Regions from separate parts of the Homo sapiens genome. Here regions 1 and 2 are each linked to region 3. A link is a contact called in ENCODE Hi-C data. All regions are on one chromosome and are shown on one strand. The core of a region is the stretch at or near the end of the contact, and the rest is flanking DNA. Distances in the headings are between cores, read along the strand shown.

Region 1 (4,371 bases), core at 857-3,356, 3.4 Mb before region 3:
AATAACTTTATAGAGTTAAATTAGAACTTCCCAACTTTTTAGGGTAAAAAATTTCAGGGAAACTGAGTCATAGGGTTTTTCTGTTTGTTTGGCTCATTGGTTGTGGTTTTTTACAACTTGCTAATATGTAACAAGGCCAGGATGAGAGCCCAGATCCAACTGGTTCCAAAACCTGCCTGTTTTTCAGCCATACTGAATGGCAAAATGGCAACCTGTGGTTCCCACAAGGTTCTTAAAAAATTTCTGAATTTGTTGCTAACATTTTAAGCCAGGGAATTTGACAGAGGAATCAAGATTTTCAGCTTCTTTTTTAAGATGTGAAAGCTGGGCCGGGTACAGTGGCTCACACCTGTAATCCCAACACTGAGGCAGGAGAATCACTTGAGGCCAAGAGTTTGAGACTCATCTAGGCAACATAGCAAGACTCCTATCTGTACAAAAAAAAAATTTTTTTTAATTAGCCAGGCATGGTGGCATGTGCCTAAAGTCCCAGCTGCTCTAAAGGCTGAGGCAGGAAGACCACTTAAGCCCAGGAGGTCAAGGTCGCAGTGAGCCATGATCTCATCCCTGCACTCCAGGCTGGGCAAGAGTGAGACCCTGCCTCAAAATAAGTGTAAGATGTGGCAATACTGGGCCATTTGTTGATATGGCCATACTCAGCTGGAGACGGAGGGCAGTGCAAAGGCTATCCACTATGACGCCCATCCATTGGTCCTCCATGGGCATTTGAGTTTGTGATCCCCGTGAACATTCCTGAAGGCAAGGACTGTGGCCTCAAACCATTACTGTTCCCCAGTAGGGGCCACACAGAAGGCACAAAACTTATTTTATTATTAATGAATAATTACTCATATGATACTCAATTATTTAAAGACTCTTTCCCTGGGCCAGGGCACTGGCCAGGGATATCCAGCCAGCCACTCACACCTACTGCACCTCATGGTAGGAAATATCTCCTGCATCCTCACAGGCCTGTGATGAGGGTCAAATGAGACAAAGATGGGAAAGTGCTTTTAAACAAAACCTCAAATGTTTGACTTCATTATTCTCCATTCTGCATCAGGTCCCCTCATTTCCAAAACCTCTTAACAAAACATAAACTGAACACAGAAGGGGCTGGCCAAAGAGGGCAGGGTACGCTGATCCCCCGCTCTGTGCCTAGCACTACAGTTTCACATCCGTTATTTCATTTAGTCCTTATGACAGTATTATTCTTATTCCCATTTCACAGCCCAGAAACTGTGGCTCAAAGAGGGTAAGTGACTGGCCCAAGAACACGCTGCCAGGCAGCCTGATGCCAAAGTGGGTTCCCGAAACCTCTATGCTAGAAAAGTAAAAACGCACACGCCTCCTTCCTCGCAAGTATTAACGTAAATTAAAATGGAGACCAACCATGAAGAATTCCTGAGCAGACAAAACCAATCAGGTATCCTAAGTGACCTAAATCTTGCTTAAACTGCAAACATAAGCAAAATTTAACTTGGGTCATATCTGATAAATGCTTATGTTAGAGAGAAATAAAACTTAAGACCAGCCAAAAGCAGTCAATTAACAGACCTTAAAAAAAAAAGGCAATTTTGTAACTGCAAACCAATCAAATAATTTCTTTATTTTGCTTCCACATTTTCCCAATAAATACTTGCCTCTGACGTTTTGTCATTGCAACACTAAAGCTCTTTCAGTCTGATGTTCTCCAATTCATGAATTGTTTCTTATTCAAAGTTCTCAAGATGTGTCTCACATTTTTCCTTTACACAAGAAACACAAGCACTAACAGTGTACGCTGACTGAGTATGGCATGGAATCGCTTTAGCGAACACCCGACTAAGAGGTGTTTGGGATTCTTTGGCTCCGCTGAGGGGTTTGAAGCCACAGGGAAGGCTAGGCTCCCGCACAACGCCTCCTCGAGGGGCGTGGGGACCCGGCCGTGCAGCGCGGGGACAGGGGGCCGGGGGCGCACCTGGATGTCCTCGATCATATGGGGCCTGAACAGCTCGCGGCTCAGCAGGGCGTCCCAGAGCTGGTCCACCTGCAGCTCTTCCACCAGCCGCAGCCGGCACCGCCGCAGGAGCCGCCGATCCGCTTCGTCCATGGCGAGTAGCCAACTAAGACTCCAGGCCGCCTCAGTCCGCTTCCGGGCCTCGGCCGCCCGCCCCAGTCCCCAGGACCCGCCCCCGCCCCAGGGCCTGCCCCCGCGTCACGGCCCCGGGTCAGTCTTCGCTCCCCACCGCCTCCGGACGCATCTCCAAGGCCTCGCCCCGCCCCCAGGAGTCGCTCTTGCGTCACCGCCCCGCCCTCAGGACGCACCTCTGCGCCTCGCCCCGCCCCCAGGGCCAAGCCTCCCATCACCGCGCCGCCCCAGAACACGCTCCGCGTCACCGCCCCGCCCCAGAACCCGCCCCACGTCACCGCCCCGCTCCAGAATCCACCACTGCGTCCCCGCCCCAGAACCCGCCCCGTATCCCCGCACTGACCTCACGTCACCGCCCCGCCCCCGCGTTACCGTCCCGCCCGCAGGACGCATCTCCAACGCCTCGCCCCGCCCCAAGGATTCGCTCTTGCGTCACCGCCTCGCCTTCAGGACGCCTCCGCGCCTCGCCCTGTCCCCAGGGTCAATTCTGGGGTCACCGCCTGTCCCCAGAACCTGCCACCGCGTCACCGCCCACTCCCCGGGACGCATCTAGAAGGTCTCGCCCCGCCCCCAGGATTCGCTCTGCGTCATCGCCCCGCCCTCAGGACGCACCTCAGCGCCTCGCGCCGACCCCAGAATCCATTCCGCGCCACCGCCCCGCCCCCAGGATTCAACCCACGCCCCCACCCCGCCCCCAAGGTCAATCTTGCGCCACCGCCCCGCCCCCAAGGGCTAGCCTCGTGCCACCGCCCCGCCTCCAAGAGCCAATCCCCTCCCCTCGCTCCACCCTCAGAATCGTCCTTGCGTCACCGCTCAGCCTCAGACTCCAGTTCGCACTCTCGCCCCGCCCCCAAAGTCAATCCTCACCCCCAGGATCCATCCTTCTGTCACCGCCCCGCCCCAAGGCGGCACCTCCGCGACTCGCCCCGCCCCCAGGGCCCCGCCCCGCCCCCGCATCACCTCCCCACTCCGGGCGCAGGTGCCCTTTTGCAATTCTGGCACCAGTTCCTGGTCCACCGCGGGCCCTTCGCCAGAATTCACTATAGCCCCGCTTTTACAGAGATCCGGAGGGAGTCGTCACACTTCCAGCAAGAGGGAAACCATGAGTGGAGCCGTGATCTGTCCCGCCCATTCAACCTCCTCCGGGGCATGGCTTCCCCTTAGCCCCCTCCTCCACCCCAAGTAAAACCATAAGCTCCCCTCACCGCCCTTGTGCCCAGATCGCAGTTGACTGTTCCAAACTCGAGTGTCTGATCCAACCAAGCCCACCTTACACAGTCTTCCATTCCCTCTTCCCTCCCTCCCACCCTAACACCTCCCACACAGAAAAAAAAAAAAACGGCAGAAATCTAGTCCTGTAAACTCCCATCGTTCTGAACGGTTCATTTTCACATTTCAAAAATAATCGTTTCTGTTTACTGAGCATTTGCTAAGTCCCAGGCATCGTGCTAGCCACTTTTCATGCTTATTTCACTTATCCTTAACTACAATCCTGCCAGGAAAGTATTCCCACCCCCCGCCGGTTTTACAGATGTAGACCCTAGGGTTCAGGGAAACGAATGTTTAAGGTCACTTGGGTACTAAGTGGCCGAGGCAGGCAGGATTGAAACCCGAACCTGACTCTGTAAGCCACACTCTTAAGAATCCACCTTAGAATATAATCTCTTGAGCACCAAAACCTCAGCCCCATTCGTTCACTTCTACGAATATTTATTGAGCCTGTAGTCAAACACTAAGAACATGAAGGTGAACAAAACAAAATCCCTGCTTTTAGAGTTTACATTCCAGTGGAAGGATCAGGTGATAAACTATATCAATAAATAAGACATACTATGTTAGATAGTGATAAATGCAAAGAGAAAAAAATAAAAACAAGACAGGGAGATATGAAAGCTCTTTATATCCGCAAGGGATCTATCTCATTGGCTCAAAGAAAGTTTCCTTCACTTACCTGTGCCTTATCCCTCTCTCCACCCCCACCGCCCTTTCCCCGTGCTTAAGGCACAGACTGGTACATTCTTGGGTGGAGCTCGGTTTTCGGTAAACGGGATTAAAAGTCCTGGATTCTCTCAAAAAAAAAAAAGATAAGTAAACAAAAATAAAAGGAATGCTGGATTCTAGGCCTTGGGCAAATCTCTGCCCCTCTCTGGACCTCGGTCTCCCTATCAATATTGCAGGAGTTGGAGAGTTAAAGAATCCCTAAGGTCACTTCCAATCTGACGCTCTAAGGTTCTACGAAT
Region 2 (4,257 bases), core at 1,266-3,765, 3.5 Mb before region 3:
TGCCAAGGGTGTGATTTTTCCTGAAGATCATTCTTTCCACATGACCAAATGTTGTAGTGTGTCATCAGTCCAGACTGTTTCTTTCTGCCAGAATCTATGCTTGGGGCACAAAACTCGGGGTCATTCAAAAGTGATTTCCCCTAATCAAGAGGCAAGTGATATTTCCTGGAAGTTTCACCTCCATTCAGGGCTCATCAGCTTTCTCTGCTTTTCGTTCCATCACTGCTTCTTTGATTCCTGAAAAAGTGCTTTTCTTGGAGCCCAATGACCAATGACCAATGAAGAAAAAAACTTGGAGTAAAAGGCAGCCCCAGCGTCCATCTCTGGCCCAGGCCCAAGGCCTCTGAAATGGGGCCACAGTACTGGGCAGCTTGAGGTCTCACCCTGTGGTCACAGTCTCAGAGCTCTGCAAACCCCGAAAACCTGTGAGAAAAATCAACCCAAGAGGTGTTAAAAGGACTCACCCATCCGGGCAGCATTTCCCGAGCTCTGCCTGAGTTTAACAGTTGTAAGGCTCCGGCGTTCAGCAGCCCTCCTGCAAGATACTATAGGTAATGAGCAGGAATTCCACCACCCTCCCTCCTAAGAGCTGTGTCCACACAAAGCCAAATAGGTAACTGACCAGAGAGCTTACTACGCACAGGCAGTCCACATAATTCAAACCCCAACCCCAGTTTTTTCACATATATATGTAAGTTGTTTTGCAAGAAGGCAAAACCCTCACATTATCTCCTCACTGTGAAGTTTGCGCCCACGTCAAGCAGATGCAAACAATTTCATAAAACGGCAACCCAGTTTTATGCAGAACCATTGGAAATCATAAATTGGAGTAAATTGAGGCTCACTAGAGTCTTGAAAGTAATTAGCTGCTTTGTGAGGAAGACTAAGAATTCAACAAACTTAAGCATCTACAAACATCATCTGCAGACATCATCTTAAACATTTTAATCTGCATCCTGTCCCTAGTCCTTTGCATTCCTTAAATAACTATTTTACTTCTGTTGGGTCCTTCAGGGCTGCATACAGGAGATATGGAAGCCTGTCTTTTGCAAGTAGCTGGACCGAACTGCCCAAAACTAAGAGAAACTTAATTCTGAGATTTAAAACAAAAAAACCATTTTAGCTGAGCATCTTTATTGGACTCAAAAACAATTTCATAAACAAGTAAATGAGAACTTCACATTTTCTGAACCTTGAAGGTTTTTTCCTCAATTTCATTCTTTTAAAAATACCTTTTAAATTAATTCAGCAAGGTTCTTAAACACAGCAAATTGACAAATATCAACTGAGTGTCTGTTCTGTGCAAATCACTCTGTAACAGCTTGCTGGCTTTACATTCTCGAGGGCTCCCTGCCTCCAGAGCACCCTGGTTTTCGGCCCTGCACGCATCTTTTCTCTGCACCTTGGCTGGTTGGAGCAGTTTCAGTAGACAGGTCCTGATTGACCCAACATTTCAGAGAACATGCACAGAGCATAGTCCTCCTTCTAAATCAGGGATTCTCAAATTTCAGTGAGCAGAACTCCCCTGGGTGCTTGTTTACACGTAGATTCCTGGGTCCCACCCCAGAGATCAGTTTCGTCTGTCCAAATTGGAGCCTGAAAATCTGTATTATTAACCTAGGCCCCAGTGGTTCTGATGCTGGAGGTCCAGAGTTGTGCAGTTGTAAGGTGACAGCCCAGACCACAGAGATACTTATCTGAACTCTTTCCCCAGTCCTGTCCAGGAGCCGTTGGGGAGGACATCTCTCCTCTGGGGACCCCATCAAAATGGCGACATCATGATCTCCCTGTCAGTTTCCCTAAAGTACAGTCACAGGCGACAACACTGGCCCAGCAGCTATTGTGCCAAGTCATCCGTGTGATGGTGCGGGGCCTCGGGAGAGAGGACCACCAGCCCCTTCCCCTGTCCCTCACCCGCTGTCTCCAGGGGCCCTTTCAGGGGTGAAACCCAGTCCCATCTCCCTCGCAGCTGCTAGTCTGTCCTCTTCCAAGAGGCCATCGGCGCCCGCCACGGTTCACCCTAAACAGGGGTTTCTGCTCCCCAGGTCCGCCTCGGAACCCCTGCAACCCTCATTGAGAACGCCAGTGTTTAACAGCGAGTCGTTTCCATAGCAACCGACAGGGTGTCACAGACACAGGATTATGACTTCACGGCGTGGGGATTCCGGAGAAGGGGGTGGGGCGGCGCCCCCCCTCGCTTCCCCGCCCCCCGGCAAGCCCCGCTCCTCACCCAAGCCGCGGGGGAGGAGCCCTCTTCTTTCCCGCCCGGCCCCGGCCCCCAGCAGGACCCCTCCCGCTCAGCTGCTACAGTGGGCACGAAGAGGGGCATGGCTTTCGGCCGCGCTCCCCAGCCTCGCGGGGGGCAGACGACGGCGGGCGGGGCGCGCAGAGTACACTCGACCCCCGGCGGCCGGGAGCGATCACGCGCACGCCGCGCGGGCCCGGGGGCGGGGGCGGGGCGCGCGGTCCCCGCCAGGGCCCAAGTCCCACCTTCGGGGGCGGTGCCTGGCCCGGGGAGTGTCAGGAAGAGGAAGAGCGCGGCCGGCGGCGCTGCGCTGAGAGCAGGGGCCCGGCCAAGGCGAGTGCCGCGCGGGCCACCATGGCCACGGACGAGCTGGCCACCAAGCTGAGCCGGCGGCTGCAGATGGAGGGCGAGGGCGGCGGCGAGACCCCGGAGCAGCCCGGGCTGAACGGGGCAGCGGCGGCGGCGGCGGGGGCACCCGACGAGGCGGCCGAGGCGCTGGGCAGCGCGGACTGCGAGCTGAGCGCCAAGCTGCTGCGGCGCGCAGACCTCAACCAGGGCATCGGCGAGCCCCAGTCGCCCAGCCGCCGCGTCTTCAACCCCTACACCGAGTTCAAGGAGTTCTCCAGGAAGCAGATCAAGGACATGGAGAAGATGTTCAAGCAGTAAGTGCCCGCGCGACCCGGCCCCCCGCCCGCCCCGCGACCCGGTCTCGGGCCCCGAACCCCCCGATCCCCGGATCCCGCTCCGCCCCGGGAGCCTGCCGTCAGCCAAGCTTCCCCGAACCCAGACGCACCGGGGTTGGGGACCCGGCGGCCCCTTCCAGATCGAGACCCGGCATCTCACCGCGCACGTTAGTCTGGGGGACCCCCGGCCCCTGGCACGCGGCGGAGACTCGTATTTGTGCTGCCTCCGGTACACCATAGACGCGTCCACAGAGTGGGGGACCCCAGGCTTCCTTCCAGATAATCGCCAGGCCCCGCGAGCCCCACCCCCACCACCACACGTGTGGGTCCCGGGCCCTCCGCGCTGTTAGTGGGGCTTCTCCACCACCCCACACCGCACACACCGAGGCTGAGGACCCAGCGGCCTTCCTTCCCCGATCCCAGCTACTCGCGTTCCCCACCCCCACCCCAACACACGCTGGCCAAAGATACCCACCCCAGTGCCCCTCGACACCACATGCCAACCACATTCCCTCCCTTAAGGTCTTTTCGTTTCCTCTGCGATCTCAGGTCTCCCTCAAGGTGGGTTCTGGGCAGGGATCCCCCCAACTTCCTCTCCAGTTACTTAGCGTCTACCAGCAAACTGGGGGCAAAGACTTGCCCTTTCCATCCCCACCCACTCATTAGCCAGGACCCAAATCCTTCACTCACAAGTGGTCTCCTTAGGAAGGGACCCCTCGGCCCCTGTTGCCCCTCTGGTGTAAACCTCACTCCAGTCGTCCCTGTGGGCCGAGTCCCCTCCGGGTTTGGAAGGCCTCCCTCCCGCTCCTGCCCGCCCCACCCCCGTGCACCCAGCAGCTTGCAGTCACCGCTCCCCTGCTTCTGTCGCAAGGCCCCCCATCTCTCCTCCCCACTCCGTATATCCCCTTCCCTCCCCACAGGGACCCCCCATGTCCCACACCCACCCTGGTCAAAAGGGGCCCCTTCCTATGTGACTTGCCCTGTTACCCCCACCCCTACCCTTTATTCCATCAGATCCACACTGTGTGCCCTCACCAGGGTGGATGGGCACCCCCAGGCGTGTGGGCTCATCCCCCTGTCCCCCCACAAAAACAATCTTAATGTCTCTGTGGAGGGGCTAGGGAGAGAGGGCCCAGCTCCCTCCGGCCCATCCCTGGGTCCCACTCTGTTGGGTCTAAGATGCACAGCCACTCTCTCCCAGCCATGTGTGTGCCCAGGGGATGGGGAAGGTGCCAGTGCCCCTCCCTTTGGTAGCTTTCCCCACCTCCTGTTCCCTGTCCCCCTGCCCCTGGCTCCTGGAGAGGGAACAGCCTCGTTCCACGATCTGGG
Region 3 (4,259 bases), core at 1,458-3,957:
GGCCCATCCCTCCCCAGTTTCACCATTGAGAGCAAGTGCCTGCTTCCCTAGCCTGCCCCAATGACATTGACCATGAGGGGCGGCGAGGTGGCCTCCCTGTGGCAAGGCACCAGGCGGGCCATTCTCAAGTCCTCCAGAGAAACAGGTAACCCAGGAGAGAAGCCCGTCTCCCAGTGGAGTGTAAGACCTACCCCCAGGAAGCTAGGCGCCACATGAGAGAGCTTGAGGACTCTCAGCATTTCTACTCCCTGCTAGCTTGACAAAGTGCCTATCATCTTTAATAACACCAGCATGATTACTTTATACCTCCCAAAGAGCATCACCATCCTGCTGTCTCCTCGAGCAACTGTGGGCAGATTTTATTATTCCCATTTCTCTGATGAGCAAACAGGCTTTCAAGTGATTTGATAATCTCACCAGCAGGTATAAGGCTGGCATTTGAATCCTACCCAGTTGCTAGCCTGTCCAATGGGAGAATACGGAAGGAGACCTATGCCCAGCTCCCTGGACAGACCTTTAGAGATGGAAGGAAGGGTCCTTCTCAGTACATCCTCCAAGCCCTGGAGTTCAGAGCCAATAGCTCCGAATGGAAGGCTGCCTGTGCCTGGAACAGCGATTGCCAGGGCCAGAGGGCCCCTTCCCCAGCCAGGCCTGAGATGCCAAAGACAGACCCTTCTTCTCTTATGGGAAGAGGAGGAGGATAGGAGACCCCTCTCCTCTTATCGGAAAGCCAAGCAGACAGTATTGTCGGCCAGACTGCAGACAGGAAGCAATGACAGTTTCCCAGCTGGGGAATCTGGGCTAGGCAGGAATGCACTGGCCAGTCTTGCAGAGTCTGGACCCCAGTTCTAGCCAGAGATTGTGGTCTCAGTCCATTCAATGTCCAGTCTCCAGCCCAACATTATCTTCTCCTGGGGGCTTTTAAGGCTGAGTTTGTTAGGGCTCAATAAACCATGAGACTCAGGGAGTGGGGAGAAGAGGGATGAAAGGAGGCATTTTATAAAAGCTTGTGAGCAGTCTGTTGTAGTTGTGGTTATCCAACCCAGCAAGCTGGACCTTACAGAGCTGGAGCAAGACGGCAGACACTGGCCCCAGGGGGTAGGGGCAGATCCATCCATTTTCAAAAACGTGATCTCATTTAATTCAAGAAATAAAAAGGCAGTGGGTTGGTTAGAGTTTTTCTTTTCATATGTTGAGGGAGGGGAGCATATTTCCTACTTCCTTGGTAAAAATACTTATGCTAGGAGACAGACTAGCCAGGAGTGGTTAAAATCTCTGGTTGAAATCCCGGTTTCACCACTTACTCGCCAAGCCACCTTAGGCAAATCACTTAGCATTTCTGCACCTCGGTTTCCTCATCTGCGAGATGAGGATAAGACTGCCTTACACAATACGCTGTATTGTGCTGAGAATTAAATGAGATCGCATAAAACACAGACAGTTATTATGTCACCTAGAAAACAATGTGCCTCACCAGTGACAGCATCGAGGTGGCCCCCACGGTAGCCAGCGCCCGCCCCCATCCTGGGATCTAGATAACTGGGCCTTCCTGGCGTACGTAAGACGCTCTGCAAACACAGCTTCCAGCCCACCTGCCAGTACCAGCTGCCCGCCCGGCCCCCGTCCCGCATACGCATTCCGCGGCAGCCTGGACCTGGGCGCCCCGTCCCAGGGCGGCGGGGGAGGGGCGGCCACTCACCTCCGCTTATACTCGTCGCGCTCGCGCTTCACCTTGGCCAGCACGTTGTAGAGCGCGCGGATCTCCGGCGTGATGGTGTCGATCTGCACGCCCACGCCGTCGGGGTGCACCCACGACACGCCGGGGCCCTGCACGGTCTCCACGCCGCCGCCGCCCGTGCGCCGCACCTGCGTGTAGCTCCAGATGGTCCCGGGCAGGCGGCCGTAGTGCTGCGGGTGCGAGCCGCCGCCGGGGGGCAGGCCGCCCAGGGCCACGGCATTGGCGTTGGCGCCGGCCGCCGCGCCACTGCTGAGGCCGTGCCCGCCGCCGGGCGCCGGGGGCCGCAGCAACTCGGGCCCGGTCTGCACGGCCTGCTCGCGGGAGAAGGTCTTGTAGCGCAGCCGCCGCTCGCGCTCGCTCTGCTGCTGCTCCAGCTGCTTCTCCAGCAGCCGGTTGCGCCGCTCCAGCTCGTGCACCTTAGCCAGGAAGCAGCGGAAGCGCACGTTGAGCCCCTTCAAGAGGTGGATGTTGGAGCCCAGGTCGTCCCGCAGCGCCGCCGTCACCGGCGACGGACCCGGCCCTGCCCCGCCGCCGCCGCCGCCCCCGCCAGGGCAGCCCCCGCCGCCGCCGCCCGGCGGGCAGCCGAAGGCCAAGGCCATCTCCCCGAACAGCAGCGAGTTCACCATGCGCCGGCTGCGCGGCTCAGGGCCCCGGGCCCGCGGCTCCAGGTGCGGCTCCAGCTCCGGGCAGGGCTCCCGGCGCGGCCGGGCCAGGGTGGGCGCGGGCTCCAGCGCGGCCGGCCGGGCGGTTCCAGATGCGCGCCAGATGCGGCCTCCGCAGAGACGGCAGGACGGATGGCCCCGGATGCGGGCGCCGAGGCGAGAGAGGGCACTCGGCCGCTCCTCGGGACGCGGTGGAGGCCGCGGTATCTGCGCGGGGCCAGAAGGGTCGCGGGTCTCACCGCCCGGGCTGTCAGAGACGCTGTGGAGGGGCCGCGGCAGCCGCACGCAGAGGACTCTCGGCCGGCACTGCCCCTTCTGCGGCGGGCCCCGCCCACTGCAGACACTGGCCCCGCCCCCGCCGCGGCCCCGCCCACCCCTCCTCCCTCTGCGGCGTTCCCCGAGCCCGAGGCTCCGCCCCACGAGGCCCGCAGCGCCGGGCCCCACCCACAGACCCTCGGCTCCGCCCACCTCCGGGTTCTCCCGCTTTCTCCGCAGCATAGACTCCGCCCAGCTCCCCGGCGGGGCCACGCCCTCTCCTGCGTCTGGTCCTGCCTCCCCGCCGGGTGCCGATTCTCTGCTGGGGGACCCGGACCGCAGAGCTGCACCAGGGACCGGGTTAGCTGGAACCGCCGCAGAGCCAGCCGGGCCTCTTAAAGGGGCCAGCAGCCTCGGCAACGCTCGCTTTCCACTTTTTAGGGCGCTCCTCTCCCACGTCGCCTGCCGAGAGGGCTCCGTTTCTCTGTCCTCTCTGCCCGCAATGCCCCTGGCCCCAAATTCCTTCGGATGTGCGCGACCGCGGCTGGAAGGGCTGGGGGACCACAGTATCCGAAGGTGCATCGGCACCCCACCCCCACTCTAGCCTGGGGAGGCCCAGATCGACCTTTCGGGGATAAGAGGGCGCCCGTGCCCCACGCTGCGGACCCGGGGGTGGGCTCCTCGAATGCTAGCTGCGGGCCTTGTCCTCTCGAGATCGGCCCGGGCACAGCTAAGCCCGCTGGTTCCCCCGCCCACTGAGGAGCCGAGCAGCATGGGGGTTGGGGAGGCCGAGCAAGACCCTCCCGGGATGACACCCACAAACTCGGCCTGGGCCTCGCCTCTGCTGAGCTGCTCAGCACCTCCCCACCACCCACACCCACACGCTGAGATGAAGCTGACCCCGAGAGCTGGGGATTCATTTCACAGACATGGGGCTTAGCGGGCCGCCTGGGGCAGACCGAGGCAACCCGAGGACCCATTCATTCATTCATTCATTCATTCAAATGTTTTCACACCTACCACGTTAAAGGCCAAGTTCTCCAGTCTCTGGTGTCTCCTGAACCGTGTTGCAAACATTAGTATATGTCAGGCGCCATACTTATTTATTATCCCCATTTTACAGAGAAGGTCACTGAGACGTTAAGTAGCCACAATGGTCCAAAGTGCATGCTCTAACCGGCCTTCCACAATGCTGGCCTCGGGCCTCGTGTCCATTTCCGCATTTGGTCCTCACCGCAAACCTCAGAGGGGAGGTGACCCCCACCTTGAACCCCCACCTTTGAACGCCTGTGGCTTGCATTGTATGCACTTAACCAGATATGTGGCATGTTTCAGATACTTCCGACTGCATTTTTTACTAGCAGTTTAATTTTTGTCTTGTTATTAACTTTTGTGTTTGTTTTGTCTCTTTGTATGTAAGCTTGAGGACAGGCACACTGTCTTACATGGACAATGCCTTGGTGTTCTTGGTGACAAAGGAGACACGGGCTTGCCCTGGAGTGATGTGGCTGTGATGTTAGTCTGCTGTGTTTTTGATTTAGCCACAAAAGCAAACCTTCCCCATAGTTCCTTCCCTCAACCACAGTTCCTTGCTTCCTGCCAAC

The links. A loop is a pair of places that touch in the nucleus more often than their neighbours do. Pooled maps may share reads with other maps.
Region 1: a map of CD8-positive, alpha-beta T cell shows a loop between it and region 3 (19-fold over the local background). The contact joins the promoter of CASP9 here to the promoter of IFFO2 in region 3. A Hi-C loop is called at or near these places in 4 of 168 maps with a recorded cell type or tissue (B cell, CD8-positive, alpha-beta T cell and naive thymus-derived CD4-positive, alpha-beta T cell), 5 of 37 single-sample maps with no recorded cell type and 11 of 50 pooled maps.
Region 2: a loop to region 3 is called in a map of CD8-positive, alpha-beta T cell, with 8 times the contacts of the local background. The contact joins the promoter of EFHD2 here to the promoter of IFFO2 in region 3. A Hi-C loop is called at or near these places in 1 of 168 maps with a recorded cell type or tissue (CD8-positive, alpha-beta T cell), 1 of 37 single-sample maps with no recorded cell type and 7 of 50 pooled maps.

The regions. Positions count from the first base shown.
Region 1 is chr1:15,522,109-15,526,479 of GRCh38, forward strand. It overlaps CASP9 (caspase 9), which reads right to left and starts at 2,107. Exons shown (of 9, transcript NM_001229.5): 1 at 1,961-2,107. The coding sequence starts at 2,092. RefSeq lists silencers at 2,077-2,466, 2,747-3,186.
Region 2 is chr1:15,407,373-15,411,629 of GRCh38, forward strand. EFHD2 (EF-hand domain family member D2) reads left to right here and starts at 2,516. Exons shown (of 4, transcript NM_024329.6): 1 at 2,516-2,907. The coding sequence starts at 2,600. It overlaps EFHD2-AS1 (EFHD2 antisense RNA 1), which reads right to left. Exons shown (of 4, transcript NR_183705.1): 2 at 465-535. RefSeq lists a silencer at 2,164-2,763 and an enhancer at 2,276-3,138.
Region 3 is chr1:18,953,969-18,958,227 of GRCh38, forward strand. It overlaps IFFO2 (intermediate filament family orphan 2), which reads right to left and starts at 2,708. Exons shown (of 9, transcript NM_001136265.2): 1 at 1,700-2,708. The coding sequence starts at 2,364. RefSeq lists silencers at 1,461-1,650, 1,891-2,150, 2,721-2,890.